Linked DNA regions of Mus musculus: all the other regions are linked to region 2. Evidence: chromatin loops called from intact Hi-C (ENCODE). Cell type or tissue: heart. All regions are shown on one strand. Links, peaks and the distances in the headings refer to the core of each region. The heading gives the core; the rest is flanking DNA. Region 1 overlaps Flacc1 (flagellum associated containing coiled-coil domains 1). Region 2 overlaps Gm28802. Region 3 overlaps Flacc1 (flagellum associated containing coiled-coil domains 1).

The links. A loop is a pair of places that touch in the nucleus more often than their neighbours do. Peaks named below come from ENCODE experiments on the same cell type or tissue, not always from the same donor. Only the 100,000 strongest peaks of a DNase experiment are listed, where the experiment ranks them.
Region 1: it touches region 2 in a loop (4-fold over the local background); 9 of 42 quality-filtered maps call a loop at or near these places.
Region 3: a loop joins it to region 2, with 6 times the contacts of the local background. A loop is called at or near these places in 13 of 42 quality-filtered maps.

Annotation. Positions count from the first base shown.
Region 1 is chr1:58,669,194-58,680,000 of GRCm38, forward strand. Flacc1 (flagellum associated containing coiled-coil domains 1) reads right to left here. Exons shown (of 15, transcript NM_175370.5): 5 at 10,671-10,804; 6 at 9,093-9,186; 7 at 7,336-7,397; 8 at 1,177-1,274; 9 at 235-287. Among named protein-coding and RNA genes, the nearest start is that of Flacc1, 21 kb to the right of the region's middle. In heart, for the core only: no CTCF peak of the experiment used is centred there; no DNase peak of the experiment used is centred there.
Region 2 is chr1:58,854,535-58,865,341 of GRCm38, forward strand. Gm28802 reads right to left here. Exons shown (of 14, transcript XM_030243918.1): 8 at 6,730-6,832; 9 at 5,960-6,029; 10 at 5,845-5,897; 11 at 560-655. Among named protein-coding and RNA genes, the nearest start is that of Gm28802, 37 kb to the right of the region's middle. In heart, for the core only: no CTCF peak of the experiment used is centred there; a DNase peak (open chromatin) is centred at 5,417.
Region 3 is chr1:58,654,468-58,665,274 of GRCm38, forward strand. It overlaps Flacc1 (flagellum associated containing coiled-coil domains 1), which reads right to left. Exons shown (of 15, transcript NM_175370.5): 12 at 6,933-6,995; 13 at 4,756-4,845; 14 at 4,529-4,638; 15 at 3,654-3,963. The coding sequence ends at 3,957. It also overlaps the pseudogene Gm20257. Among named protein-coding and RNA genes, the nearest start is that of Flacc1, 36 kb to the right of the region's middle. In heart, for the core only: no CTCF peak of the experiment used is centred there; no DNase peak of the experiment used is centred there.

The sequences.
Region 1 (10,807 bases), core at 299-5,298, 190 kb before region 2:
TTTAGAAGACAGTGAACAGCTGTTACACCATCTTCTCAACAGGCCTCTTCAGAGTTGAATGGCTGGTTTAGCAAACATGGAAGCCACTGGACTCATTCCTGCTGGGCACAGCAGTGACACTGTGGATGGAAGTATTAGAATCTCTCCAGGTCTACAGTCATCCTCAAGTTCTCAGCCAGGAAGGAGCCTCACCTCTCTTGCTCTCAGAGCCTACCATACAGTTTGGAATCTCACCTGAAACACATGGAACATACTCTTCAGATACTTATATTCCTTGCTCATCTTATCTGGAGGAAAAGAAAACAAGGATGTCATTATTCCTTCGGTGGGCACACTTTCCAAAACTCACATGAACTCTTCAGCTCCACACCCAAGCTCTCCCTGAGGTGATGAAACCGTCTTGGGATTCCCAAGTCGCTCTGGAAGCTTATCAAAAATCTTATCAGTTATTGTATCCCACCTGAACCGATGGATGAAGAGCTTCTGGGAGAGAGGCCAGGTACTTTCTAAACATGCTTCTCCAAGATCTCAGAGTTCCCACACTCTGTTCAGCTGTTTTAGTAAGACAACCTCCCCCCACCCCCGAGGGTCATCTGTATCTATGGGAAGGAGGAACAGAACCTCCCACAATGCATCTGCTTCTCCTTTTTGTATCATTTCCTCCTTTACAGTGGTTATGAAAACCACACATTCTCTTCAGGAAACTAGAAAACAAGCAAAGTGTAAATAAGACACTAACTTCAAACAGAGGAAGAAGGTTGTAGAGTGTCTCGTTCTCTCTGTGGACATTAGTCTATAAACCCCAAATCTGAAGGGTGCACACTCTGCTTTCCCCAAGAGCAGTGTAAACAGTGAGATTCTGTCAGCATAGCACTATGCACTACAGAGCCTTGCAATCACAGTAGCCCAGTGAGCATTCAAGAGATCACTGCCATTCTCCATGCAAGAAAACCTGAAGGCATCATAGTAATATTGTAGTTTTAGAACTTTAGAATGCACTTAAAAAAATTTCACGTTCTTGCTTCAGTGATGAAGCAGTTCCGTTCTCAGTCATTCTCATGCCTTAAGCCTCAGAAGGGAAATGTTGGACATCTGGCTGTGCCAAGCCATGGCTATAGGGATGCCAGGGAAGGCTGTCCACCTTCCTCCCAGCATCCCCCCAGGGCCCGACAGTACCTAGTTTCTCTTCGGCCAAGGCCTTTTCTGCCTTCAGGGCCTCCTTGTAGTTGTTCTCTAACCTCTCGAGCTCCTCTCTGTGAGTCTCTTTGAGTTCCCTGTGGGACCATCCAAGAAAAGAAGTTCAGCATGAACAAGCTGTTTCAGCAGGTAAAGGTGCTTGCCATGAAAGCCTAACAACCTGAATCTGATCCCTGGAATCTATAGTGGAGGGAAGAATTGCTTCCAAAAGCTGTCTTCTATGGTCCACAGAAACACAGTGAGGCCAAGCACATGGAGGGGAGGAGGAGAAGGAATATGCACATACATATCCATATATACATACATATACACACTCATGTGCTCACATACACATGTTCACATATACACACACATATACACACTTACATACTCATATATACACACACATGCTCACCTACATACACATGATCAAATACACACACATACTCACATATACACATTCACATGTTCATATATACACACACATGTTCATATGCACACCTACTCACATACACTCATACATACACATACTCACACATGTATACTCACACTCATATACACATATACATACACTTTCTCAAACACATTTACACACACATCCAGACACACATTTGTACACACATGCATACATATACTTATGCACATATGCACACACAGTCTCATGCACACTCACACACACACACACACACACACACACTCAGACACACACACACACACTCAGACACACACACACACACACACACACACACACACACACACACACAGTGTAGAGTTGAGCTGTTGCACTGACCTGCCCTCCCCCTCCCACTCCTTACCAAGGTGGAGCCCTCATGTCCTAGAGTATTCTTATGGTTTCTATTCTGAGTGAGGTGTTTCCTACAGTCCCTTCTTTGAATAGTGCTCAGGCAAGCACCTCAGACTCTCTTCTTAGTCAATAGTTTTTACTTACAGCTCTATTATAGAAGCACCCAGAATAGTTTAGAACCCCAGATCTAGCTCCCATCCCAGGATTTATATGCTGATAGTGTTTGAGTGCTAAAGTGAGAGCCCAAAGGCTTAAATCAGATGGGAGAAATCGAAACACACGTTACTACAGGAAAAATGCCTCTCTGCAAAGACTACGTATGTGATGTTATTCCAACATCAAGCAAGGAAAGCCTATGGAGACAGTTGTTTCAAGGCATTGCCTTGGGAGGGACTATGGAGGGACTAGGAACTGGAGCATACATACTAAGAGAGTGAAACCACTGTGTACAGCACTCTCACAGTGAATGCACGTCCACACACACTTATTTTTCACACACATAGAATATTGTGCACCAGGAGTGACTTCCAAGCAGGTGATGATGATGTGCCAATGCAGGCCCATCAATTGTAACACATAAAACATTTTTCAGAGATGCTGAAAGCGAGGGTGGCTATAGGGTGGAACACAAGGGATATGTGGGGGCTCTGTACCTTCCTGGTAATTTTGCTTGAAAACTTTAAAGTAATATAAAAACAACAAAGCAAGCTGGACGTGGTGGCTGGCACACACCTTAATTCCAGCATTTGGGAGGCAGAGGCAGGTGGATCTCTGTGCGTTCAAGGACAGCCTGGTCTACAAAGAAAGAAACCCTGTCTGAAAAAAAAAAAAAACAAACAAACAAGAAAAATAAATAAAGACATCAATGCCTAAAATGCTGGGGATTATATAGAGGTGGTATCTCTACCAGGATTTGTTTTGTCATAAATGCTCATTTCTGGTCCCAACACCACTGGGAGTAACTAGGGCTAGCGGGATCCAGGGAAGCAGGAACCCCACATGAGCAGAGGCACAGTTCCTTCTGATCTGTGCTGGAGCCCTGAGCAGACCTTGGGCCAGAGCTCTGTAGCAAGTCCCATAACACCCAGAGGAAGCTCCACTCCAAGGCTCTTTAACACACCCAGGATCCCAGGATCCTAGGGGCGTGGTCACACAAGAATCTCAGGATCCCAGAAGCAGCTTGACTCTCAGTAGCTCTGACACACCCAGAATCCCAGGATCACAGAGACAGCTGGACTATGAGGAGTTCTTATACAACCAGGATCACAGGGAGGACAGGCTCCAGTCAGATATAGTGAGGGCAGGTAGTACTTGAGATAATCAGATGGCAGGAGGCAAGCATAAGAACATAAGCAACAGAAACCAAGGTTACTTGGCTTCATCAGAACCCAATTCTCCCATCATAGCAAATCCTGAATACACCATCACACCAGAAAAGCAAGATTCAGATCTAAAAATCTCTTCTCATGATGGTGATAGAGGACTTTAAGAAGGACATAAATAATTCCCTTAAAGAAATACAGGAGAACACAGGTAAACAGGTAGAAGCACTTAAAGAGCAAACACAAAAATCCGTTAAAGAATTACAGGAAAACACAATCAAACAGGCAAAGGAAATGAACAAAACCATCCAAGATCTAAAAATGGAAATAGAAACAATAAAGAAAATACAAAGAGAGATAGATAGCCCTGGAGATAGAAAGCATAGGAAAGATATCAGGACTCCTAGATGCAAGCATCACCAACAGAATACAAGAGATAGAAGAGCGAATCTCAGGTGCAGAAGATACCATAGAAAACATTGGCACAACAGTCAAAGAAAATGCAAAAGGCTAAAAGCTCCTAACTCAAAACATCTAGGAAATCCAGGACACAATGAGAAGATGAAACCTAAGGATAATAGCGATAGAAGAGAGCCATCTTAAAGGGCCAGTATATATCTTCAACAAAATTATAGAAGAAAACTTCCCTAACCTAAAGAAAGATGCCCAGGAACATACAAGAAGCTTACAGAACTACAAATAGATTGGACCAGAAAAGAAATTCCTCCTTTCACATAATAATCAAAATACCAAATGCACAAAACAAAGAAAGGATATTAAAAGCAGTAAGGGAAAAAGGTCAAGTAACACATAAAGGCAGAGTTATTAGAATTATACCAGACTTCTCACCAGGTATTATGAAATCCAGAAGATCCTGGACAGATGTCATACAGACCCTAAGGGAACACAAATGCCAGCCCAGGCTATTATACCCAGTAAATCTTTCAATTACCATAGACTGAGAAAACAAGATATCCCATGACAAAAACTAAATTTACACATTATCTTTCCTTAAATCCAGCCCTACAAAGGATAATAGATGGAGAACACCAACACAAAGAGGGAAACTACACCCTAGAAAAAGCAAGAAGTAATCTTCCTTCAAGAAACCCAAAATAAGATAGCCACACAAACATAATTCTACCTCTAACAACAAAAGTAACAGGGAGTAACAATCACTTTTCCTTAATATCTCCTAATATCAATGGACTCAGTTCCCTAATAAAAAGACATAGACTAACAGACTGGATACATAAACAGGACCCAGCATTTCGCTGCATATAGGAAACGCATCTCAGTAACAAAGACAGACACTACCTCAGAGTAAAAGGTAGAAAAAGAATTTTCCAAGCAAATGGTCCCAAGAAACAAGCTGGAGTAGCCATTCTAATATCTAACAAAATTGACTCAATAGAAACAGATACATAAATGTTGGGGTCATAGACAGAGGCACTTGGCCCCTAAAATGAGCAGAATGCATAGACACAAACACTTATCTAGGACTAATTGACTACTCTGAGTCTTTTGTTGTTCCATATCAAATTGCGAATTTTTTTTTCTATTTATGTGAAGAATGAGATGGGGATGTTGATTGTGACTTTATTGAATCAGTAAATTGTTTTGGTAGGAAAGTCTTTTTTTCACAATGTTAATTCTACCAAGTTGTATGCTTGGGAGGTCTTCAAATTCTAGTATGTTTCTCAATCTCTTTCTTCACACATTTAAAGTTTTCATTGTAGAGGGTTTTTTTTTAACCTCTTTTGTTATGTATATTCTAAATACTTTATTTGATTTGAGAACTTGGCAGAGGAACGTGTCCATGACCTCTTTTTCAGCAGGCTTGTTACGCTTATGTATTAAGACTGATAAATTTTGTAAGTCAATTATGAATCACAACACTTTGCTGAAATTATTGATAATTTCTACAATTTTTCTAGTCAAATTTTGAGAATATTGGGTATAAGATAATATATTCTTCAACTGAAAATACTTTGACCTAATATTTTCCCATTTGTTTCCCTTCTCTTGCCTTACTGCTCCAGCTAATGCTTCAATCACATTATGGATGAGAAGTAGGGACAGTGGGCAGTCCTCTCCCATCTCTGATGTTAATGGGGCTTATTAATGGTTTTATTCATTTAGGATGATATTGGCCATGGATTTGTCATACACAATCTTTATTATGTTGGAATATGCTTCCTACGTCCTACTTATTCTAGGGTTTTTACTAAGAAGGAATATTGAATCTTATCAAAGACTTTTTCTGTTTTCTTTTTTTTTCTTTTTTTTTTTCTTCCATTGAGATGCTCATATGATTCTTGTATTTTTTTGTCCATGTATTTGGTTTATTACATTTATTTCTTATATATGTTTAAAAAATAAATAAAAATAAAAATAAATACTCATGTACATTACACAAGCTTGTGGAGTTAAACATACACTGGTATGGTGGCTTGCCACTACCTGTCCAGCTCCAGGGGGTCCAGCACCTTCTGACCTCTGTACTATACTCATGCACACTTACCCCACACAGACTCATACATATAAACAAAATGAACAACCAAAACAACTTTTTTTAAAAAAAAAAGCGAGTTTCAAACATTCTTACCACAAAAAATTGTAATCATTGAGTTGACATCTGTGTGTCAGCTATGTTGATTTAATTATTTCCACATTGTATTCATAAACTAGAACAGCATGTTTAACTATCCGCTGCAAGAGCAGTATAAACTTAGGACCACTGAGTCATCTCTACAGCCTTAAAATGTGCTCTTGTGCAATAAGAAATGAAGAACACGGTAGTATTATTATCCTAAGGCCTGCAAAGATTTTAAAAAATATTTCTACTGTCTGAGATTTTATATACTTTAAAACATTGTTATTTTATTTATTTATTTATTTATTTATTTACTTACTTACTTACTTAATTTATTTAGTGTGCATGGCGTGTGTGTACACCAACCATCCATCCATGCATGGAGACCAGAGTGTAACTTAAGAGACTCAGTGTTCTACCACATGGGTCCTGGGGATCAAATCCAGGTCATCAGGCCTGGTGGAAGCGCTGGCCCAAATTCTGTACACTTTGACAGTCACCTCTCATAGGCTAGCCTAAGTAACCAACCATCAGTCTAGGTTCTGTTTCCTAAGAGGTTTCAGCTCTGAGTGAGAACACAGAGACTTTTCTTTGCCTGGTTTATTTCACTTCCATCCTTCCGATCCACCCATGTTCTCACAACTGGGAGAATTCCCTTCTCTTTTGGAGCAGAATAGCATTTTAAACTCTCATCTGCCGACAGAACACAGGTCGGTTCTACAAGGAGGCTGTTGTGCATGGTACACAATGTGCCTGCCTGGGAGTTCAGACTCTCCCTTATTTTGCCAAGACGCTAAAACTGTTCTTTAAAAATCAGAAAGTAATTATAAGCAAGCAAGTGTGGATGGTGCAGCCAGAGGTGATTGTCTCTCACCAAGATGGCCTCCAGGCTTTAAAAAAAATAATGTTCCCCACACAGACAACACACAACACACTTCCTTCTTATTCTCTCCCCCTGGCCCCAACTTGCCATGGCCTGTCCCCTCTCCACCCATCTCTCCTTCCTTTGTTGCCCAGGCCCTGAGCTAAGAGACAGAAGTAGGAGGGAAGGAGGAGGAGGAGGAGGAGGAGGAGGAGGAGGAGGAGGAGGAGGAGGAGGAGGAGGAGGAGGAGGAGGAGAGGCGGAGGAGGAGGAGGACCGGGAAGGAGAATGTACTTATAACAAATCCAGGGTGACAGAAGCTTCGTGGAGAACAACATAACTTTCCTCAGCAACCAATCAAAAGAAATACTACAGTGGCAATGAGACGGATGAACGATGAAAGGCAGGGATACCAAACACAAACTGATTCATCTTAGTGGCAGTAATGAGGCTACCCTGCTCTCTAGTGTCACAGGCTGCACTTAGCCCTGCTGGGGATGCCTGGGGACCTAGAATCCTGCCAGGGCACGGGATCCTGGGCTCTCAGCACGCAGTCCTCTGCCAGAAAGCATACCTGCTCTCGGTTTCAAACTTCTGCTTCATGTTGGAACAGCGGAGATCCAGATCTTTGGAGAGCTAGAAATGAGGCCAACGTTAACAGCCAAGCATTCAGAGCCCCAGCCCGCTCTTATCTATATACGCGAAGCCCCTCCGTTCTGAGGGGATGCCCCTCTCAGTCTCTCCTGGGCATGTTCTGCAGTGCACAGGACACACACATAGCAGAGGGACTACTGACTGTCCTCTCCCTAGTCAGTGCATCATGCGGGTAATGCACGGCCACCATTTTGTTGCTACTTTGTCATTGGGTCTGGTTCCTTCTGTCATTTCATCCTAATACTGTAACCTCTGGGCTCTTTCACCTTTGGGAATCACTTATTTAGCGAGAGACTTGACTGGAAGAGTCAAAAAGAACCAACAATCAGACTGTGGACACATCAAAGGGCTACGTGTGGCCACACAGTCCCTCCTCTTCCCTCCTTGCCCTCTGCCAGGGAATCAGCCATCTTGGCTGCAGGCCCCTCCTCCACATTGTGGACCTGGATTCTTCCTCAGAGTCCCAGCATGCGGAGGCAACGGGGCATCAACTCCTCAGAGTCTCTGCTAGGAGACTGTCTGTCTTTCTGTCTGTCTGTCCGTGGTGTTACTAACTTTTCCTAAAAACTTCTTATACCCCATCTCGGTGTCATCCTGGATTCTGCACAGAGACCTTTCAAAGGTTAGAATATTTTCAACACCCCCACTTCCACTTGCAAAAAAGACAGTCGCTAAAGTTGTGTGGTGCAGGGCTTGTGGTGGTGAGTCAAAATGTGAGGTTGCCTGAAGCCCCACCACCTTCCACAAGCTTCCTCAAGCTTCAGATTTCTTTTGTAGAAGACATCAGCCCAGCTGAGGTGGGGAAGGTCTAAGCCTGGTCACGAACCAGCCCGTGACTGTAAGATTCAGACAGCCTAAGGTTAATCAGCATGAGAGGCTGCTGTGGGAAGGCAGAGCCTCACGGTTCCCTTCAGGAACACCAGGGGGTACTTTCTGAGCATGGCTATGGTCTGTTACTCCAGCCCTGGTCACATGCCTGAGCTGGGGAAGAAAGGCTCAAAACTGGAACTGGTGACCAAAATGCTAAAAATGTCACCTGTTAAGAATGCATCAAGAGGGGCTGGAAAGATGGCTCAGAGGCTAGGAGCACTGGCTGCTCTTCCAGAGATCCTGAGCTCAATTCCCAGCAGAACCATTATAGATGCCTCATAACCCTCTATAATGAGATCTGGTGCCCTCTTCTGGCCTGTGGGTGTACATGCAGGCATAATTATATATATATATACATAAACATACATATGCATCCAGACTAAATGGACTCCAGTTGATTCTGAAGAATGGGCTCTGGGACCTTCATAGTAACAGAGGGTGGGCCCTAGGGCTTCCTAGAAGGTTTTCCAAGACACAGGAGGCATCTTCCATGCCGGGGTCATTAGCAATAGCCTGGCAACCTCTGAAGCCTGCGGATCTCATGACAGTGTTAGCAGTGTAGAAGAGACAGTGTTACCATGCACACACCCAAAGGCACCTGGAACCCCAGGAATGCAATGTCTTTCAGTTTTTACAGAGATGGATGAGGATGGAGGAGGGAAGGTACTGCTCACTGCACACTATGCCGAGTCTGGCGCTTGGATACCACGCTTCAGTACGGTGGTGATCCGCCTGCCATGTTACCTGGCACTTGGGTAATCTGAATGTATTAGCCATGAGGGTGTGGCTGATACAAGGGTCACTCACCAGTTTCAGGGCAGACTGCTGGTCTCTGTTCATCTGTTCTATTATTGCCATCAACTCAGCAATTTGCTCCTGAAGGTCAGAAATGATATCAGTCCTGTGGGACAAACACTCTATCACCAAGAGAGCTTGTTGTTAGTCACACCAGCCAGGCCCCCAGACTGCCTGACTCTGGTCTGTTTGTGTCTTCTCCACGACTAAGGCATGGGGATGCAGTGGTCGATAAGGCGTTTCATAGTAGAGTGTTTGGACCTGGCATCTAGCCCTGAAGGTAATTAAGCTGGAAGTGATGTGGGCTGTGTGGTGTCCCACTGAGCAGAAGAGAAATAACAATGTGTTGGACACTTACCAGAGTGTGGTTATCAATAGTCGAACTCAAGAGGTCAGAGGATTAGGAAATGAGGAAGTGTGGGGAGACTCATGCTGACAGGCACCAGTAGACAAGGACTGCCTGAGGATGCGGCTAAGAGGAGGTGCAAATGAATATGTGTGTGCAAACATGTCTGCACTCCCAACACTCAAGAACAGGGTAGTAGTGTCCTGCTTGGGTTATACAGCAACATAGTGCTTCAAAACAACAACAACAACAACCAAATAAAACAAAAATGTGTGTGTGTGTGTACAAACATGGAAGACAGGGATCAATTTTAAGTGTCTTCCTCTGTTACTCTCCACTCATTTTATGAGACAGGTTTTCTCACTGAACCTAGAACTAATGTTTCAACTCATTCAGCTGGCTAATGAGCCCCAGAGATTCTCTGCTGTCTTTCAGTGCTAGGATTATGGGCATGTGTCACCATGTCCAGATTTTTACAAGGATGCTAGAGATAAGAACAAGCTTGATCTGTTGAACATCTTCCAGATCTTTGGAACAATAGCTCTTTTCTTGCTTGCTTTTTGTTTTCAATACAGGGTCTTTCTACATAGTTCTGGCTGTCCTGAAACTTGCTATACAGATCAGGATGGTCTTTAACTCACAGAGATCAACCCCTACACTCACCCCCAGTACAGGGTTAACAGTGTGTGCCCACTGTGGCTTCAGAACAGTAGTTCTTACAGCAGACAAAGGCTGGAAAGAGGAGACACTGGGAGAGCTCTCCAGTGATGTAGTAAGGAGAGGCCTGACTAGAAGACATGAATGAGGGTTTTAGGAAGTAGAAACGAGATGTGTGGATGGATATGAGTGTAACGTCGGAGGATAGAAAAAAGAGGCAGGGCTTCTGAGAAAGCAGATGGTGGTTACTTAACAGTAGAACCCGCCTAATAGTGTCTCGCAGAGTCATGGGCACTTTGGGTTACTTATATTGAAACAGACACACTCCAGGCTTCCAAAATCTCTGGCTTTGCTCTTTATTCCCATATTCAGAAGCCAGACCATTTTTTGGGTATTTCACCTGTCCCTTCCTGGCAGAAGCACTTGCCTCTTTAGTCATGCTGGCTGGACCCCCTATCTTTGTAACTGTTTCTTGTCAAGGACCTGTGGCGTGGGTGTAGATGTCAGGTGCTGAACTGGTGCCAAGCACGGCTGAATAGCTGGGCAGGGCCAGCTCTGAGAAGCCGGTGCTGACCCAAAGACTTTACCTGGAAAATTTGACTTTGCTCAAGACATCTGATTCCAAGTGCTTTTTCCTGTTGAACATCTCATCTCCCAAGGTGACTGATATCTGTTCTCGATTTCGAATGAGTGTATAGCCAGGTGACACTTGAATCACTTCCTG
Region 2 (10,807 bases), core at 3,046-8,045:
ATTAGGAGGTGTGACCTTGTGGAAGGAAGTGTGCGACTGTCAGGGCGGGCTTTGAGGTCATATGTCAACTGAGATACACAGTTTCCTGGGGATTAAAATGTAAAACTCTCAACTCCTTCAGCACATTGTGGGCCTGGATGCTGCCATGTTCCCACAATGATGAGAATGGACTAAACCTCTGAACCTATAAGCCAGCCCCAATTAAATGTTGTCCTTTATAAGAGTTGCCTTGGTTATGGTGTCTCTTCACAGCAATAAAATGACAACTAAGATAATGATGTTCTGTAATTCAAAGTCCTGTGTTTTAAGCGTCACTAGACATAGCTGTTATTCAACACTGATGACCATGCAGCCTTTGCTTTCTCCTTGTTCACAGCTGGCTCTGAGAAAGGCTGCTTTTGCTTGACATGGAGTTCGAGATTCATTTTGACTTACAGAGTTCAACACTTAGGTTTGGGTGCTCCAGTAACTATACTGATCTGGGTAAAATTCATTTATTTCCCCAAGTGTGTAGGGCTTGGAAGACACTACTTTCATAGAGCTGAATGGGAACCCTTACCTCTTTGGATTTTCTCAGCTCCTGTATTTGCAGGATGTCTTCATCATGTTGTCTTAGGAGCTCCTGAAAACAATTGAATTTGGAAAGGTTAGAGAATTAAGAAGCCACCGGAGGACTCAGAGTTTAACACTTACTGAACTGCAGCATTATCAAGTGTTGGGTGTGATGAGCTCTAGGACTTACATAGAAGTGTAAGGCAATGGAAAACGTATAGACCACCCTGGGAAACAAAACCAAAGCTAACAAATAAATTTATTAATAATAAATTAGCCCAGTCAGGCTGTCTGCCCGTACTCACTGGCTTTACATGGCACCAAGGCTGTGCAGCGCCTCCTTGAGTGTAGAGAAACAGTTAAGCAGAATGGGAAGAGAATCTTGCCCTTCACTCAGAGGACATCAAGACGACTCAGGGAGGGAGGACATTTTCTTTTTTCAGAAAGGATGATGGAATAATTGTCTATTCACATAGAAAAATTTCCTATGACCTCTACTTCATTCTATACACAAAAAATTATTCAATATGGACCATACACTCAGAAATGCTAAAATCAACACGTTTCTAAAAAGAGAATACCCACGGCATTATGATAGTAGTGATATGGGGAAGGTAGAAAGAGGTTTTAATTCTAAAAAGAAAAGATGGATAATTTGCCTTTCATCAAAATTAGAAATATCTGTACATTGAAAAATAACGTTTGCAAAATGAGAAAGCAGCCCCCTCTCCCCCCGTGGAAGTTCTTATTGCAAAATATATACAAAATATTTGCATTATCATATCTTTTAAGTAATAGAAGAGTTGAACAGAAAGAAAAGAAGACAGAAATCTATCCCCCAACACTTTAGGAAAACTGGGCATGTTTAGTCATCAGAGAGACTTTAAAAAAAATAACTTACTTCATATTCATCCCCACTACAATGGCCATAGTTAATGACTGGGTGGCCTAAGTGTGCAGGATTCGGTGCAGTCAGAATTCACATATTTCAGATCTCAGAGTAAAACATTTCTACTGTGGAAACCATAGATTTCCTCTGTGTACCCTGGAGCTTCAGTAATACACTCCAAGAGAAGGAAGAGAAGATATCTATGAGTCACTTGTACAAAAATATTCATAGAAGCTTTGTTTAAAATCCAACAAATGAAAACAATCCAAAAAATTACAAGCCAGGAAACCAAGAAGCACGTTGTGTGACGTTTCTACTAAGCGATCCTACTGAGCAGTGAGAAGGAACACAGTGGGTATGGGCTCGGGCTTGGAAGGTCAGTGCCCGCAGGCCAAGGCCAGAAGGGCAGGCTCATCCTGGGTTGCACATCAGCTGGTTCCAACCTGGGCTACAGAGGAAGATCTGCCTCAAGCCACTTTTACAAAAGGAATGTATGAATGTGAGAAACAAATAAATAAATTTTATCGGTTATTTTTAGGGGAAAACAATACATTAGACATTAGGCATTCTACGTCCACGTTAAGTTTTAAAACCTGAACATTGAGCAATACTGCTTTTTTGGCTAGTTTGACCTAGATGGGCCAGAGGTGGCAGTGGAGTGTGTCCATTGTTTCTTCTCCCCTTCAACTGGTTCTGAGCAGATGTGGGCCCTGCTCTATCCTGGCTCTCCTCATGCCCTTCCCAGGTTGGGCAGGGTCTGAAGTTGGAGGTGGGGGTGTTATCTGAGCACTCACTAGTCCACCTCTGAGGTGCAGGAATCCCACCATGCTTCTGTGATCTCCCCATGGTCACCAGAGCTTTCTGTTGGATGGAGATGATGGTGGAAGGATTGAGAAGGACGAAGAAGCAGGGGTGTGGGGTAGAATGGAATGGGGTTGGGGTGGGAGTGGGGTGGGGCAAAGATGCAGGTGATTCAGTCTGGGTTCAGACAGGGAATCTGAAGAGAACATCGCTTACAGTTCCAGCCGACATGATGAGTCATAAAATGATCTGGACAGATGCAGGGGGTTTCCACAAAGCACCCTGACTCATCAGGAAGGGAGGGTTGTTGAGAAAAGGAACAAGACTGCTGCCAAGAGAAAGTTCTGAGCAGAATCTCATCAACTGTGATAGGGCTGGAAGTACAGAGACATGTAAAAGATCATTACTGAAGAGGAGCATAAGGAACAGGCCAGCAGAAAGAGTGATCAGGAAAGGATATATGTATTTGTGGGCTTTGAGACAAAGTCTCTCTCTATAGCCCTGGCTATCTTACAACTCACTCTGTAGATGAGGCTGGCCTCAAACTCAGAGGAATCCGCCTGCCTCTGCCTCTCCAGTGCTGGGATTATGGTGTGCACCACTATACCATACCAGGAATGCTATTAATAAATATTAAAAATAAATTTCACTAATAGAAAACTCAGCAAAGAGACTGGAGAAGAGTGTCTGCATGGAAGGGCAAGAGGGAAATATCAAGTGTGAGAAAGTCAGCCGAGGTGAGGGAGCAGAAAGGAGATGATGATGAACAGTGCAAACCAAGTTGAGGAAGAAAGCCAAATTGGGGGACTTAAGGTATGGCTGGAAAATGCAAAACCTAAACCTAGCCTCAGAGACTGACATGGAAAACCCATCGAAGAGTCCCAGGTATCCATGGTGGAACCCTGGTCCCCAGCTGCCCTGTTAAGGAGTCTGAGGCCCCTATAAACAGACCACAGACTCCATCTAGATTATAATTGGTTAAATGTATTGATCCTGATGGCAGGACAACACTCTCTGAACCAAACTTGAGATTGCTACACAAAGAGGACAGAGGGAAGGATTTTTAAATGTGAAAACCAGAAGGCGACCTAGAATCTGCATAAGCAAGCCAAGCGTGGTTCTACTGTGCTAAGAGTAGGTGGTCCTTGAATGTCTGCATAAACAGGTTACTGATGCTGACAAGCAGTTAGAGTCACAACTGCACATTTCTGGGTGGAGAGAGGCACTGAGTCACCCCCAGGTACTAGAGTCTCACACAAATGCCTGTGGGTAGCAAGATGGATGCCAAGCACAAAATGGAGTTTCTTTACCCTGTCACAACTCTGTTCCACAGAAGCCCCTCTTTATGGTCCTTCCCAAAGAAGCCAAGGGTCTGTCAGGAAGATGAATAAACAAGTCACCATCTCTGTGGCTCTGAAGGACAAAGCCACCTTTGCCTTGGTGGGCAGAGTTCAGAGAGTGTGTGGGGGCGGGGGGGGCGGGGAGATGGCAGGCAGTGTTTTACCTGGAGCAGTGGCTCTAGCTGTATATGTAGCAGAGGATAGCCTAGATAATCATCAATGGGAGGAGAGGCCCTTGGTCCTGTGAAGGCTCTATGCCCCAGTGTAGGAAATGCCAGGACCAGTAATGGGAGTGGGTGGGTTGGGGAGCAGGGCAAGGGGGGAGGGGATAGGGGATTTTCAGAGGTAGAACTAGAAAAGGGGATAGCATTTGAAATATAAATAAAGAAAATATCTAATAAAAATATCAAGTTGGGTGGTGGTGGCGCATGCCTTTCATCCCAGCACTTGGGAGGCAAAGGCAGGTGGATTTCTGAGTTCGAGGCCAGCCTGGTCTACAAAGTGAGTTACAGGATAGCCAGGGCTACACAGAGAAACCCTGTCTCGAAAAGAGGAAAAAAAAAAAAAACAGAATTAAAAAAACAAAACAAAACCTGCTCAACCATGTGATGATTGACAAGCACCAACTTATGTCTTTACGTCTGCATTGCCCTTAGAAGTTTGCTGAGAAAGATGCTTTCTACATTTGGTTTTTATAAACTTTTAAAGGTTGATTTGGGCACGTTGCAAGGATAACTAGCAACTGTATTTGTGTTTATTTCATAATAAGTTATGCTATCAGACCAACAGAACCAACTTTTTTTTTTTTTAACAAAACAAAAACTGATAAATTGAGTCTGTGGTGGTAAAAACCAGAAGAATGGTGGCCTGGGGCAGGTGAGAGGAGATGGGTTTAATGGAAGAGGAATTAGCACGATGGTTAGAAATGTACACATGAGTGACATAATCAAAATATTGACAATATTGCACAATTCTCCATTTGCGTGAAAAGGATGGAGGAACCTAAGACAGCTTATAGCTTGTATAATTAGGGTGATTGTGGGGCATTGGGCTGTGCAAAGACAGTCTGGTCTCCAGTTGAGCTGAGATGTTGAACCCTGGGACTTGGTGGTGATAATTCATCTACATGGGACGGAAGTTCTCTCATGTCTCCTGGAACCCTGGCTCCCATCGAAGTTACCGCTCCCCTCAGCCCCCACAAGAGAAGTGTGTGGCTAGCAGTCAAGTAGGCAATGTCCCAAGATTCTGATCTTCAGGCTAAATTCCTCCCCAGTTACCTAGCAACAGAAAAGATAGCAGCATACCATGAGGGGCTGTTTGGCCCCTCCTCGCTCTTTCACTCTCACCTCTCTCTCTCTCTCTCTCTCTCTCTCTCTCTCTCTCTCTCTCTCTCTCTCTCTCTCTTTCTCTCTCTCTGTCTGTCTTCTCTCCTCTCTCTACCTCTTTCTCCCTCTTATTCTCTAGCGTTTCTTCTCTCTCTCTCCTTTCCCCCTTCTTTCCTCTTGGCTATGGCCAGTCTCTCTCTTTTACCTTCTTTCTCCCTGCCTTTCTATAATAAAGCTCTAAAACCATAGACTGTCTCTGCGCTCTAATCAAGGCCCACTGTGCAGAGTCTCACCTGTGTGGGAACCTCTCTTCCCTCTTCCCTTAACCCCAGGGTGACAGGGTGAAACCCCAGGGCACATTTTGATTTCAGGGGACTGCCCCTTATCCACTCCCCATCGAGTGGGTCAGAGGCTTACATGCCACCTGGGCTGAGTGGAAAGCGACTGGCAGCCCTCCCTCATCTGCCTGCCCAGAACATAGGTGGAGCTCTGGCCGGATGTGGGCTATCCTCCCTCCCCCCTCTTTTCCCAGGCCCCTTTATAGTTCCCACGGGTGATGCCTAAGTCCTGATCTTGAAAGAAAATTAAATTCAAGGTCCATGACTCATGCGGCTTGCTAGTTAGGAGGGTTTTTTGGGCCAAGGGCAAAGAACAAAGGCTGTTGCTGTTAAGTCATTCCAGGAACTGGCTATCCATAAAGATAGAGGCATACAAAGACGTCCGGACTATCTCAGCCAAGTTAAGCACCTGCCCCTCAGAACTGCTGTTACCTCGCTCTGCACGTACAATTTGCTGATGTTTAAACTGTCCAATTGTGTGTAACTGCGCCAATTCTTCCCCTACCCCCAACTTTTTTGTATATAAACCCCTAGCTTCTGAGCCTCGTGGTCGACTCCTCTGTCTCCTGCGTGAGATACCATACAGTTTGGAATCTCACCTGAAACACACGGAATATACTCTTCAGATACTTATATTCCTTGCCCATCTTATCTGGAGGAAAAGAAAACAAGGATGTCATTATTCCTTCGGTGGGCACACTTTCCAAAACTCACATGAACTCTTCAGCTCCACACCCAAGCTCTCCCTGGGGTGATGAAACCGTCTTGGGATTCCCAAGTCGCTCTGGAAGCTTATCAAAAAGCTTATCAGTTATTGGATCCCACCTGAACCGATGGATGAAGAGCTTCTGGGAGAGAGGCCAGGTACTTTCTAAACATGCTTCTCCAAGAGCTCAGAGCTCCCACACTCTGTTCAGCTGTTTTAGTAAGACAACCTCCCCCCACCCCCGAGGGTCATCTGTATCTATGGGAAGGAGGAACAGAACCTCCCACAATGCATCTGCTTCTCCTTTTTGTATCATTTCCTCCTTTACAGTGGTTATGAAAACCACACATTCTCTTCAGGAAACTAGAAAACAAGCAAAGTGTAAATAAGACACTAACTTCAAAGAGAGGAAGAAGGTTGTAGAGTGTCTCGTTCTCTCTGTGGACATTAGTCTATAAACCCCAAATCTGAAGGGTGCACACTCTGCTTTCCCCAAGGGCACACAGTAGCCCAGTGAGCATTCAAGAAATCACTGCCATTCTCCATGCAAGACAACCTGAAGGCATCATAGTAATATTGTAGTTTTAGAACTTTAAAATTCACTTAAAAAAAATTTCAAGTTCTTGCTCAGTGATGAAGCAGTTCCATTCTCGGTCATTCTCATGCCTTAAGCCTCAGAAGGGAAATGTTGGACATCTGGCTGTGCCAAGCCATGGCTATAGGGACGCCAGGGTACAGGCTGCCCACTTTCCCTCCCATTTTCCCCTCAGGGCCTGACAGTGCCTAGTTTCTCTTCGGCCAAGGCCTTTTCTGCCTTCAGGGCCTCCTTGTAGTTGTTCTCTAACCTCTCGAGCTCCTCTCTGTGAGTCTCTTTGAGTTCCCTGTGGGACAATCCAAGAAAAGAAGTTCAGCATGAACAAGCTGGCTCAGCAGGTAAAGGTGCTTGCCATGAAAGCCTAACAACCTGAATCTGATCCCTGGAATCTATAGTGGAGGAAAGACTTGCTTCCAAAAGCTGTCTTTTATGGTCCACAGAAACACAGTGAGGCCAAGCACATGGATGGGAGGGGGAGTGTGCTGCACACACACTTATGCACATACATATTCATATATACATACATATACACACTCATGTGCTCACATACACATGTTCACATATACACACTCACATGCTCATATACACACACACATGTTCACATACACATGCTCACCTACACACACATGCTCACATACAAACATATATATCTATCTATCTATATATAGATATAGATATAGATAGATATAGATAGATATATATATACATTCATATCCTCATATACACATGATCACATACATACACCCTCACACACACATGCTCGCTCACACACATACTCACATACACTCACACATACACATACTCACAAACATATACTCACACTCACATAAACATATACATGCACACTTTCTCACATACATTTACACACACACATATACATATGCACACTCACTCTCATGCACACACACGCATGGGAGCTTGTGCGCACGCACGCGCACACACACACACACACACACACAGTCTAGAGTTGAGCTGTTGCACTGACCTGCCCTCCTTACCAAGATGGTGCCCTCACAACCTGTAGTATTCTTATGGTTTCTATTCAGAGTGAGGCATTTCCTAAAGTTGCTGCTTTGAATAGTGCTCAGACGAGCACCTCAGATTCCCTTCTTAGTCAACAGTCTTTGCTTACAGCTCCCTTATAGAAGCACCCAGAATAAGTTTAGAACCCCAGATCTAGCCCCAATCCCAGGATTCATATGCTGATAGTGTTTGAGTGCTAAAGTGAGAGCCCAAAGCCTTAAATCAGATGGGAGAAACAAAAAACACATGTTATTACAGGAAAATGCCTGTCTGCAAAGACTACGTATGTGATGTTATTCCAACATCCATCAAGGAAAGCCTGTGGAGACAGTTGTTTCTAGGCATTGCCTTGGGAGGAGCTGTGGAGGGATCAGGAACTGGAGCATACATACTGAGAGAGTGAAACCACCATTTATAGCACTCTCACAGTGAATACATGTCCACACACACTTATTTTTCACACACACAGAATGTTCTGCACCAGGAACATTCCTGGTGATGTGCCAAGCAGGTGATGATGATGTGCCAATGCAGGCCTATGAATTGTAACACATAAAATATTTTTCACAAAGGAAGACAACCCTGGAGATAGAAAGCCTAGGAAAGAGATCAGGAGTCCTAGATGCAAGCATCACCAACAGAATACAAGAGATGGAAGAGAGAATCTCAGGTGCAGAAGATACCATAGAAAACATTGACACAACAGTCAAAGAAAATGCAAAAGGCAAAAAGCTCCTAACCTAAAGCATCCAGGAAATCGAGGACACAATGAGAAGATGAAACCTAAGGATAATAGGGATAGAAGAGAGCCATCTTAAAGTGCCAGTAGATATCTTCAACAAAATTATAGAAGAAAACTTCCCTAGCCTAAAGAAAGAGATGCCCATGAACATACAAGAAGCCTACAGAACCACAAATAGATTGAACCAGAAAAGAACAGATCAAGTAACATATAAAGGCAGACTTATTAGAATTACACCAGACTTCTCACCAGGGATTATGAAAGCCAGAAGATCCTAGACAGATGTCATACAGACTATAAGAGAACACAAGTGCCAGCCCAGGCTATTATACCCAGCAAATCTCTCAATTACCATAGACTGAGAAAACAAGATATCCCATGACAAAAACTAAATTTACACAATATCTTTCCTTAAATCCAGCCCTACAAAGGATAATAGATGGAAAACACCAATACAAAGAGGGAAACTACACCCTAGAAAAAACAAGAAAGTAATCTTCCTTCAAGAAACCCAAAATAAGATAGCCGCACAAACATAATTCCACCTCTAACAACAAAAATAACAGGGAGTAACAATCACTTTTCCTTAATATCTCCTAATATCAATGGACTCAGTTCCCTAATAAAAAGACAGACTAACAGACTGGATACATAAACAGGACCCAGCATTTCGCTGCATACAGGAAACGCATCTCAGTAACAAAGACAGACACTACCTCAGAGTAAAAGGTAGAAGTGGTGGCCCAAATTCTGTACATTTTGACAGTCACCTCACATACGCTAGCCTAAGTAACCATCCATCAGTCTAGGTTCTGTTTTCTAAGAGGTTTCTGCTGTGAGTGAGAACACGGAGATATTTCTTTTCTTTTCTTTTTTGATTTTTCGAGACAGGGTTTCTCTGTATAACCCTGGCTGTCCTGGAATTCACTTTGTAGACCAGGGTGACCTCGAACTCAGAAATCTGCATGCCTCTGCCTCCCGAATGCTGGGATTAAAGGCGTGCACCACCACACCCGGCTACACATAAACTTTTCTTTGCCTGGTTTATTTCACTTCCATCCTTCTGATCCACCAATGTTCTCACAACTGGGAGAATTCCCTTCTCTTTTGGAGCAGAATAGCATTTTTAAACTCTCATCTGCCGACAGAACACAGGTCGATTCTACAAGGAGGCTGTTGTGCATGGTACACAATGTGCCTACCTGGGAGTTCAGACTCTCCCTTATTTTGCCAAGGGAGAGTTTGCTAAAACTGTTCTTTAAAAATCAGAAAGTAATAATAAGCAAGCAAGTGTGGATGGTGCAGCCAGAGGTGATTGTCTCTCACCAAGATGGCTTCTGGGCTTAAAAAAAAATGTTCCCCACACAGACAACACACAACACACTTTCTTCTTATTCTCTCCCCCTGCCCCCAACTTGCCATGGTCTGTCCCTTCTCCTCCCATCTCTCCTTCCTTTGTTGCCCAGGCCCTGAGCTAAGAGACAGAAGTAGGAGGGGAGGAGGAGGGGGGAAGGAGGAGGAGGAGGAGGAGAGGCGGAGGAGGAGGAGGACCGGGAAGGAGAATGTACTTATAACAATTCCCATGTGACAGAAGCTTCCTGGAGAACAACATAACTTTCCTCAGCAACCAATCAAAAGAAATACTACAGTGGTGATGAGACAGATGAACGATGAAAGGCAGGGATACCAAACACAAACTGTTTGAGAGACCAAACTGTGGGAAACTAGGTCCCACAGTTACTCTCACCCTAAAGATCTGGCTGACCCTTTGAAGGGAATTATGTCGCCCCCTCCTTCATTGCCTCCATCTGGCACCTGAGACTGCCAGCTTCACTCCCTCCTTCACTTGGTGCCTAGAACTGCTTAGATTAAGGCAGCTTCACCTCCTCCTCCATGTCTCCGTTTGGTGCCTGGGACTGTTTATGGCACTCCAAGATAAACTGCAGAATGTTTGAAGGCTGCCTGGGAGAGTTTTAGGGCTGACATTCCAAGATAAGTTGCAAGAAGCCTGTAATCAGCATTTGCCCCAGATGTCCATCCCTTTCTCTGTATTTTATTATGCCCCCTTGACCCCTCCCTATTTTCTCTCACTGTGTGCTTATAATCAGGCTCCTAGCCTTCATTAAACAGACCTTGACAACTCTTTGCTTGGTCTCGCTCCCCTTTCTCTGCCTGCTTCTCTTGCAGGCCTCGGTCCTCCTCGACCCAGGGAATAACTAGGTCCTGCTGGACTGGACAAGTGGCGCCTAACATGAGGCTTGAGGCACGGACCTTTGCCCGGCAGAGACCATGGAGACTAGGTCCAAGAGCGGTTCGTCACGACTAGAAGAATAAGTTGGTTGAGGAATGCTCCTACTGCTCATAGGAGAAAATGAGTAATTCCTCTCTGATAAGAAATGGGAACTAAACTGTCGAATGAAGCGGTCTTCATCAAAGACCTGAAAACTTCACTCAGGGAAAGGGGAGTTCGAGTTAAGAAAAAAGATTTGATAAACT
Region 3 (10,807 bases), core at 5,160-10,159, 200 kb before region 2:
CAGTGACTTTCAACTGCAAATGTCAGAACTAGAGACAGAGAGAGAGACAGAACTAGAGAACCTACCTCAGGCACAGCCAGTGAGGTGGTGGGCACAGCCAGAGGGAGGGTGGACACAGCAAGTGAGACAGTGGGTGGCAAAGCCAGTGAGATGGTGGGTGGCAAAGCCAGTGAGACAGTGGGTGGCACAACCAGTGAGATGCTGGGCACAGCCAGTATGACAGTGGGCACAGCAGTGAGAAGGTGGCACAGCCAGTGAGACAGTGGGCATAGTCAATGAGACAGTGGGCACAGCCAGTGAGATGGTGGGCACAGCCAGTGAGATGGTGGGCACAGCCAGTGAGATGGTGGGCACTACCAGTGAGACAGTGGATATAGCCAGTGAGACGGTGGGCACAGCCAGTGAGACGGTGGGCACTGCCAGTGAGACGGTGGGCACTTCCTTGCCCCATATGCTTTATGCTGCTTTCTTTTTCAGAGGAGATGACATTCTTAGCATCCTGACTGGCGTGAACTATGACGTGAGCAATAAAGACGACAGGAGGAACAAGGGAAAGCAGATGACACAGCCCACCTTCACACTACGGAAGAAGCTCTTCTTCCCTCCCTAATGATGTGTGCTCTCCACAGTTCACATGGCTTATCTGTGCACTTTTGTGTGGATGAGTCTAATTTATTTTTTAGGATTTCTTTTGTTTTTTAGGTTACACTTACATCATTTCCCCTTTTCCTCCCTTCAAATCCTTCTATGTAATGTTCCAATTTCAAATACATGACCTCCTTTCTCATTAACTGTTGTACACACACACACACACACACACACACACACACACACACACACATTTCTAAATATAACCTACCCAGTTTGTATACTGTCACTTAGATGTATGTTTTGTTTTGCTTTTTTAAATTGGAGCAACCTTTGGTAGGCTAATCACACTCCAAGGCAGGTCCCTCTCCCAAGAATAGCTGGGCAACACAAACTGAATTCCATGGGTTCACCTTTAATCCCAGCACTCTGGAGGCAGAGGCAGGAGGATCTCTGAGTTCAAAGCCAACCTGCTCTACATAGCAAGTTCTGAGATAGCCAGGACTACACAGAGAAAGCTTGTCTTGAAAAAAACAAACTTGAAGATGCATGAGTAAGAAAGCAAGACTGGAACATAAACCTGTTTAACAGAATGGGTGAATGACGGGAGCAGGGACCTGGGGCAAGTTAACAGAGTGGGTGAAAGAACATGGACCTGAGACAAGTTAACAAAGGGGGTGAATGATGGGAGCGGGGACCTGGGGTGAGAAAGGGGTGAATATCATCAGCATTTTGCTGCATGAAATTCTCAGAGGTAATAAAAAATATTAAACTTTTTTCTGTGCAGTATCTAATTCTTCCAGGTTAGTTTTTCATTAGTCTCTGGGTATTTCATGTAGTCCTTCAGAGTGAGAGCTATTAGGGAGCATGGGGGATAATGGAAAGGAAAGGGTCCCCTTGTTTGTGGAGAGCATTAACTGTAAAAACACTTCTGAGGCTAAGTGTGGTTAAGGGTTAGCCTGGACCAGGATGAGGAGATAGCTCAGTGGTTAAAGAACTTGCCAAGCAAACTCAAGGGCCTGAGTTCAGCTCCCAGGAACCAATGTAAATAGCGATGGGCGATGGGCATGTTGTCCCTCCTATAATTGCTACTGCACTGGGAGGGTGGGGATAAGATTCCTGGTGCAAGCTGTGTAGCCAGACCAGTGGTATCGGAGGACAGCTATAGGTTCAATCGAGAGCCCCTGCCTCCCTGATTATGGTGGAGATTGAGGAAGACTGCATGCATGTGCCTGCCAAAGCATGTGTGTGCTCACACATGTACTTATGCACATGTGAGCATGCATGTCAGCTCTCCTTACATGCCTACACATGAGCAAAAGTTAAACTCGCCAATGTTAACATTTCTGTTATATCTTCAATGAATGGGGGGCTGGTGAGGTGGCTCATCGGGTAAGGGGGCTTGCTGCACAGACTGGTAACAAGGTTTGATCCCTGGGACCAAAATGATGAAAGAATTGGCTCCCATAAGTTTTCCTCTGACCTCCAAAGCACACTCTCTCCATACATGCAACGTGTGACTGGATAAGTAGATGTAGATAAATTTAAGGAAAATGAGGCCAGTTGTGGTGGACCACACTGAGCACTTGGGATGTAGAGGCAGGAGGGTCTGGAGTGTAAGGTCATCTTCAGCTATATAACCAGTTTGAGGCCAGCCTGAGCTACATTTGACCCTGGTTTGTTTGGTTTTTTCCCTTAAAAAAAGGAGTAAAAATTATTTTTGTTAGTTTTTAGGTAACTTACAGGTTTTTACTTAATGTACTTCTAGCTAATAGTCCATCAGGAAATTCTGTTTTTGTTTATTTTCTAGAAGTATTTATAAAAGACGGTTTTATTTATGTTTTGTAGGATAATAACATTAAAACAAAACTTATTTTCTAAAACAAGTATTTTATTGTGAAAAATTTCATAAATATACAAAAACTAAAAGCAATGGCAGCATGGTGAAGCCACATGCTTACAGCCTCCAACATCAACATCTGTGCTGTGCTCTGTCCTCCCTGACTGTATCCTCACCTGCCTGCCTTACTCCCTCACTTGGAGGCTCTGACTTGGGTCCATGGAGGTGGAATATTCTTACATATGAATAGTTTAGAGACCCAAGTGTCTCTAAGGATGAGGTACGTTTTAGATAGCCAAAGCAATTTTGAACATTAAATACCAGTCAGTGTTAAAAATCTCCCGATCTTCTTGCATTCTTACAGTCTGTTTGAATCAGGATCTAGCAGGATCTCTATCTTGAATTTTGTTTGTTTTTCAAATTCCATATTAATGTATAGGGTTATTTTTATGTTTTCATATAGCTTTTTAAAAGAAACTGAGTTGTTCTACGCATTACTCTTTAGTATATATTTTATTGAATCTGTACCTATAAACTTTTATATTCCCTGTTCCCTCCTAAGTAAACTGTCAGTGAGACAAAAGCTGTATTGTTTTGTTTTGTTTTAAGAAAAATAGATTTACCTTACTGTTTCTAGGGGATCCTTTTGTTTGTTTTTGCTTTGTTTGTTTTTTTGTTGTTGTTGTTTTGTTTTACAATTGGCATGTTCACACGTGGTGAACATTTGACATTCCTTGCCAACACTTAAAAGCACTTCCACATAAAAACCAGAATTTTTTTTTAATCATAATGACCCCATGCACCCAAGTGGCAGGCAGTCCAATGAGTCTAAGAAGTGCCATGGTCAGAAAAGGGTGTGGCTCTGAGTTTACCGACCTCCTCTAGCATCCTGCCTCTGTGACTGGTTACTCTGTGCCCACTCCGGTTCCATGGATTTGTTGCCTGCTCTGTGGGCATTTGAGTTCTCCTGATGGTCAGAGACAGTGTAAATATTCAGTTACTCTTCCCAAGTCACTGGGCTAAAAAGTCTGATATGGGAGGGAATAAAGATTTTGGAATTAAATCAATGAATTGCTGTTTACCCTCAGGGGGACAAAAGTCACACCCCAAAATGCAAGGATCACCCAAAAAGAAGACCCTTCAAATTAGTCTCATGTGAAAAGTAAAAAAGAGCATAGCACACAGCCCACAGAAGTCCGACTCCAGTACAGAGGACACCAGTTCTCAATGGAGAGCCAAGATATAATTAGGATAAGAATTCAAATATTTCTATCCATTGGAAGAAAGCAAATTGTGAAAAATGACAAAAGTACAGAACAACTCAAGAGCTCAGCCTTCCCGTGCGTCTCTCCAGAAGAGTCCGTAGCTTCCTCCCAGGGCAGTGTCGCTCAGCCCCAGGAGCAGTTAGTTACCTACGATGCTTGCTTTTTGTTGCTGTTGTGTTCAGGAACGTCAGACTCATACATGTTGGGACTGGCAGATGAGGACTTCTCAGAAACTTCTGAAGTTTCCTCATATGTGGTTGTGGTTAACATCTGCCTATAAAAGGAATGATGGTCACTATATCATGAAACCTCGACGGGTAAAGGCGATGGGGGTATTTGCTGGCAGGTAGGTAAGAGAATTTGGCTTTCTTCCAGCTTGAGGAAGCATCTTCTCTCATCACAGTAATTGGCTTACATTTGGTGAAACGTGGTGTTTGGGAGATCATATTTCCAATGGAAATTGATGAAATAGGTAACTTATCTTCTAAGTTGGTGGTTTAGGAAGGCCCTTCAGGGAATGGTGATGGTGACTGGCAACTAGTCTCAACAGAAGCCAGAATCAGAGTGCTAAAACCCACTGAACTCTGAAAAACAATCCTCAGTCGTGGGACAAAGCAGCTCAGAACCCACTGACAATTTACCTGTGTTTTACACAAAAACAGACACACAGGAGAAAAGGCTAGATATGAAAAGTCTACCTCCACAATGTGTGTCCAGGTCCAGAAGTTTACCTCCTCCCAGAGATCAAGACGGTGACCTGACCTATCAGTCACTTGAACAACCTTCTGCTCTCAAAAGCAACCCAGCCAAGGACCCCTGAGGGAAGATCCCATACCTGAGGCAGTTATTTTCTTCTGTCGGGGTCTTTATGTTGTACTTATGCTTTTCTTCAGCTTCAGCAAGCTTTGTCTGGAACAATTTCTCTAGATTTGCCGCAATAGTTTTCTAGAAGATAAATTTGAATAGCTGTCTTCCCCAGAGCCCTTGGGACATAGCTCCTGGGCAGAACAGCAGTTCTCCAGGTTCCTCTCCAGCCCGGTTCTCAGTCTAACCAGGACTTGCCTGTCTCTCGAGTTCTTTCTGGCATTGGAAAAGGTTTGTGTTCAGGGTCTCCAGAACAGTAGCTTGTGCCCGCAACTCAGCCTCCAAGATCTGCACAAGAGGAAGCAGCCTCAGGACATCATGCTGATGTAATTAATGTCCCCAAGACAAGAGGGAACCCGGGAATACTCCCTTCTCCAGGGCATTTGGAACACATACACCACGCCAACTTCAGGCACACTCTCTTGTACCACTTACTGCCATTTCTACCTTCTCTTTCTCTCCCTCCTGTGTCCTGCTCTTCAGGTTCACTGCCACTACAGCCAAAGCAGCCTTCATCAGGCAATGTGGTCATCAGCCACTCAGCCACTGCATGGTCTTTTTTTTAAAGATTTGTTTTTAAGATATAATATTTTTATGACTTTTTGAGAATACAATGCATTTGATCATATTTACCTCCCACTTTTCCCTAGCTAGATCCACCCTCTAATTCTTCCAAACTTTGTGTTCTCCTTAAAAAATTTTTATATTTAATTTTTAGTGTGTGTGTGTGTGTTCACACAAGCAGGTACACATGTGAGTGTAGGTGTTTGTAGAAACCGGAAGAACGCATCAGCTCTTCTGGAACTGGAGTTAATAGGCAGCTGTGAGTCACCTGATTTGGATGCTAGGTCCTAAGCTCTGTTCCTCTGGAAGACAAGCAAATGCTGTGAGCTGCTAGGGCATCTCTCCAACCCCATTCTGCATATTCTTTATTACAATACCTCTTTCTATTGACTCCAACTCTGTGATATTCTGAAAAAGACGAAACACTAGAGACTGTAAATAGGTTTGTGGGTTCAGTGGCTGGGGGGAATGGAAGGGAGGATGCTGGGAAAGAGTATTTTTAGTGCAAGAAACTGTTTTGTTTGACCCAGTCATGATGGATACCTGACATTATATATTAACCAAAACCCATAGCATGTATACCATAAGAGTGATCCCTGATATAAAATAGGGATCTCAGTTAACAACAGCGTGCTGATACTGACTGCTCGGTAACTAACATGTCATGTAGTGCAAGCAGCTAGCAGGGGAACATGAAGGGTACCATGGGAGATTATATGGGAACTTTCAAGATGGATGACTGCACTGGAAGTTTCTGGTTTCTGAAAACTGTCTCATGAGAGGATGTTTTGCTGAGGCAGACACATGGTGTTTTTCTGGAAGCTGCTTGGTAAAAGGGCCTGTGATGTTTTGCTAGACTGGACACTTGAGAGAACATGTGATATTTGGAAGGGGTATAAATATAACCCAACAGACAGTGGATGATGCGGTGTGAGGTATTAGTTCGCCTTGCCACTCTTTGCTGATCTTCATTTGGGCTTTGCTGGCGATGGTCTTTGTGCAAAACAATGCAGCATTGGTTCGCCTTGCCTTCTTCACTGCTGTGACTTCACTGCTGTGACTTCATAGAGAGAAACACACCAAAGAACTTCTGGTGATGTTCCAGAGGTTTCTTGCTGCTTCCATGGACTCAAGCCAATTGGTTGAACCTTGAGGCTTCTTTTTGATCAAATTGCCGTTACTGATTTGTTGTAGTTTGAATAGTATAGCCCTGTAGATTCATGTGTTTGAATGCTTGGCCATAGGGAATGGCAATATTAGGAGGTGTGACCTTGTAGAAGGAAGTGTGCCACTGTCAGGGCAGGCTTTGAGGTCATATGACAACTGAGATACACAGCCTCCTGGGGATTAAGATGTAAAACTCTCAACTCCTTCAGCACAATCTGGGCCTGGATGCTGCCATGCCCCCACCATGATAATGGACTAGACCTCTGAACCTGTAAGCCAGCCCCAATTAAGTGATGTCCTTTATAAGAGCTGCCTTGGTTATGGTGTCTCTTCACAGCAATAAAATGCCAACTAAGATAATGATGTTCTGTAATTCAAAGTCCTGTGTTTTAAGCGTCACTAGACATAGCTGTTATTCAACACTAATGACCATGCAGCCTTTGCTTTCTCCTTGTTCACAGCTGGCTCTGAGAAAGGCTGCTTTTGCTTGACATGGAGTTTGAGATTCATTTTGACCTACAGAGTTCAACACTTAGGTTTGGGTGCTCCAGTAACTATACTGATCTGGGTAAAATTCATTTATTTCCCCAAGTGTGTAGGGCTTGGAAGACACTACTTTCATAGAGCTGAATGGGAACCCTTACCTCTTTGGATTTTCTCAGCTCCTGTATTTGCAGGATGTCTTCATCATGTTGTCTTAGGAGCTCCTGAAAACAATTGAATTTGGAAAGGTTAGAGAATTAAGAAGCCACCGGAGGACTCAGGAGTTTAACACTTACTGAACTGCAGCATTATCAACTGTTGGGTGTGATGAGCTCTAGAACTTACATAGAAGTGTAAGGCAATGGAAAATGTATAGACCATGCTGGGAAACAAAACCAAAGCTAACAAATAAATTAACAAGAGGAAAATCAAAGCAAGGACCAGTAGCCCAGTCAGGCTGTCTGCCCGATCTCACTGGCTTTACATGGCACCAAGGCTGTGCAGCGCCTCCTTGAGTGTAAAGAAACGGTTAAGCAGAATGGGAAGAGAATCTTGCCCTTCACTCAGAGGACATCAAGACGACTCAGGAGGGAGGACATTTTCTTTTTTCAGAAAGGATGATGGAATAATTGTCTATTCATACAGAAAAATTTCCTATGACCTCTACTTCACTCTACACACAAAAAATTATTCAATATGGACCATAGACTCAGAAATGCTAAAATCAACACGTTTCTAAAAAGAGAATACCCATGGCATTATGATAGACAGTAGTGTTATGGGGAAGGCAGAAAGAGCTTTTAATTCTAAAAAGAAAAGATTGATAATCTGCCTTTCATCAAAATTAGAAATTTCTGTACATTGAAAAATAATGTTTGCAAAATGAGAAAGCAACCCCTCCCAGTAGAAGTTCTTATTGCAACTATATATACAAAATATTTGTATTATCCATATCTTTTTTATATTATTTATTAGGTATTTTCCTCATTTACATTTCCAATGCTATACCAAAAGTCCCCCATACCCTCCTCCCCCAATCCCCTACCCACCCACTCCCACATTTTGGCCCTGGCATTCCCCTGTACTGGGGCATATAAAGTTTGCAAGTCCAATATCCATATCTTTTAAATAATAGAAGGGATGAACAGGAACAAAAGAAGATAGAAATCTATCAATGCTGTCCTCCCCCAACACTTTAGAAAAACTGGCCTTGTTTAGTCATCAGAGAGACTTATAAAAAGTGACTGTCACTTCATATTCATCCCCACTATAATGGCCATAGTTAATGACTGGGTGGCCTAAGTGTGCAGGATTCGGTGCAGTCAGAATTCACATATTTCAGATCTCAAAGTAAAACATTTCTACTGTGGAAACCATAGATTTCCTCTGTGTACCCTGGAGTTTCAGTGATACACTCTAAGAGAAGGAAGAGAATATATCTATGAGTCACTTGTACAAAAATATTCATAGAAGCTTTGTTTAAAATCCAACAAATGAAAACAATCCAAAAAATTACAAGCCAGGAAACCAAGAAGCACATTGTATGACCTTTCCACTAAGCGATTCTGCTGAGCAGTGAGAAGGAACACAGTGGGTATGGGCTCGGGCTTGGAAGGTCAGTGCCCGCAGGCCAAGGCCAGAAGGGCAGGCTCATCCTGGGTTGCACATCAGCTGGTTTCAACCTGGGCTACAGAGGAAGATCTGCCTCAAGCTACTTTTATAAAAAGAATGTATGAATGTGAAAAACAAATAAATATATTTTATCAGTTATTTTTAGGGGAAAACAATACATTAGACATTAGGCATTCTATGTCCGCGTTAAGTTTTAAAATCGGAACATTTTTGGCTAGTTTGACCTAGGTGGGCCAGAGGTGGCAGTGGAGTGTGTCCATTGTTTCTCCTCCCCCTCAACTGGTTCTGAGCAGATGTGGGCCCTGCTCTATCCTGGCTCTCCTCATGCCCTTCCCAGGTTGGGCAGGGTCTGAGGTTGGAGATGGGGGTGTTATCTGAGCACTCACTAGTCCATCTCTGAGATGCAGGAATCCCACCATGCTCCCATGATCTCCTTGTGGTCACCAGAGCTTTCTGTTGGATGGAGATGATGGTGGAAGGATTGAGAAGGATGAAGAAGCAGCAGTGTGGGGTAGAATGGAGTGGGGTGGGGGTGGGGTGGGGTGGGGCAAAGATGCAGGTGATTCAGTCTGGGTCCAGACAGGGAATCTGAAGAGAACATCGCTTACAGTTCCAGCCGACATGATGAGTCATAAAATGATCTGGACAGATGCAGGGGAGTTCCACAAAGCACCCTGACACATCAGGAAGGGAGGGTTGTTGAGAAAAGGAACAAGACTGCTGCCAAGAGAAAGTTCTGAGCAGAATCTCATCAACTGTGATAGGGCTGGAAGTACAGAGACATGTAAAAGATCATTACTGAAGAGGAGCATAAGGAACAGGCCAGCAGAAAGAGTGATCAGGAAAGGATATACGTATTTGTGGTTTTGAGACAAAGTCTCTCTCCATATCCCTGGCTATCTTAGAACTCAGTCTGTAGAGGAGGCTGGCCTCAAACTCAGAGGGATCTGCCTGCCTCTGCCTCTCCAGTGCTGGGATTAAAGAAAGGTGTGCACCACCATACCATACCAGGCTTACTGTTAATAAATATAAAAATAAATTTAACTAATAGAAAAATCAGCAGAGACTGGAGGAGAGTGTCTGCATGGAAGGGCAAGAGGGAAATATCAAGTGTGAGAAAGTCAGCCGAGGTGAGGGAGCAGAAAGGAGAGGAAAATGAATAGTGCAAACCAAGTTGAGGAGGAAAGCCAAAGTGGGGGACTGAAGGTATGGCTGGAAAATGCAAAAACTAAACCTAGCCTCAGAGACTGACACGGAAAACCCATCGAAGGGTCCCAGGTATCCATGGTGGAACCCTGGTCCCCAGCTAGCCTGTTGTTAAGGAGTCTGAGGCCCCTGTAAACAGACCACAGACTCCATCTAGATTATAATTGGTTAAATGTATTGATCCTGATGGCAGGACAACACTCTCTGAGCCAAATTTGAGATTGCTACACAAAGAGGACAGAGGGAAGGATTTTTAAAGATGAAAACCAGGAGATGACCTAGTATCTGCATAAGCAAGCCAAGCGTGGTTCTACTGTGCTAAGAGTAGGTGGTCCTTGAATGTCTGCATAAAGAGGTTACTGATGCTGACAAGCAGTTAGAGTCACAGCTGCACATTTCTAGGTGGAGAGAGGCACTGAGTCACCCCAAGGAACTGGAGTCTCACACAAATGCCTGTGGGTAGCAAGATGGATGCCTAGCACAAAATGGAGTTTCTTTACCCTGTCACAACTCTGTTCCATAGAAGCCCCTCTTTATGGTCCTTCCCAAAGAAGCCAAGGGTCTGTCAGGAAGATGAATAAACAAGTCACCATCTCTGTGGCTCTGAAGGACAAAGCCACCTTTGCCTTGGTGGGCAGAGTTCAGAGAGTATGTGTGTGTGTGTGGGGGGGGGGGGGGGGGAGAGATGGCAGGCAGTGTTTTACCTGGAGCAGTGGCTCTAGCTATATATGTAGCAGAGGATGGCCTAGACGGTCATCAATGGGAGGAGAGTCGATTAGTCCTGTGAAGGCTCTAGGACCCAGTATAGGGGAATACCAGGACCAGAATCAGAGTGGGTGAATTGGGGAGCAAAGGGAAGGGGGTGAGGGGATATTCAAAGGGGAAACTAGACAAGGGGATAACATTGTTTTTGTTTTTGTTTTTTTGTTTGTTTTTGTTTTTGTTTTTGGTTTTGGTTTTGGTTTTGGTTTTGGTTTTGGTTGTTTTTTTTTTTTTGTTTTGTTTTGTTTTGTTTTTTTTTTTCTTTTTTTTTTTTCGAGACAGGGTTTCTCTGTATAGCCCCGGCTGTCCTGGAACTCACTTTGTAGACCAGATTTGCCTCAAAGTCAGAAATCTGCCTGCCTCTGCCTCCCGAGAGCTGGGATTAAAGGCATGCACCACCATGTCCGGCCTTTATTTGTTTGTTTGTTTGTTTTTG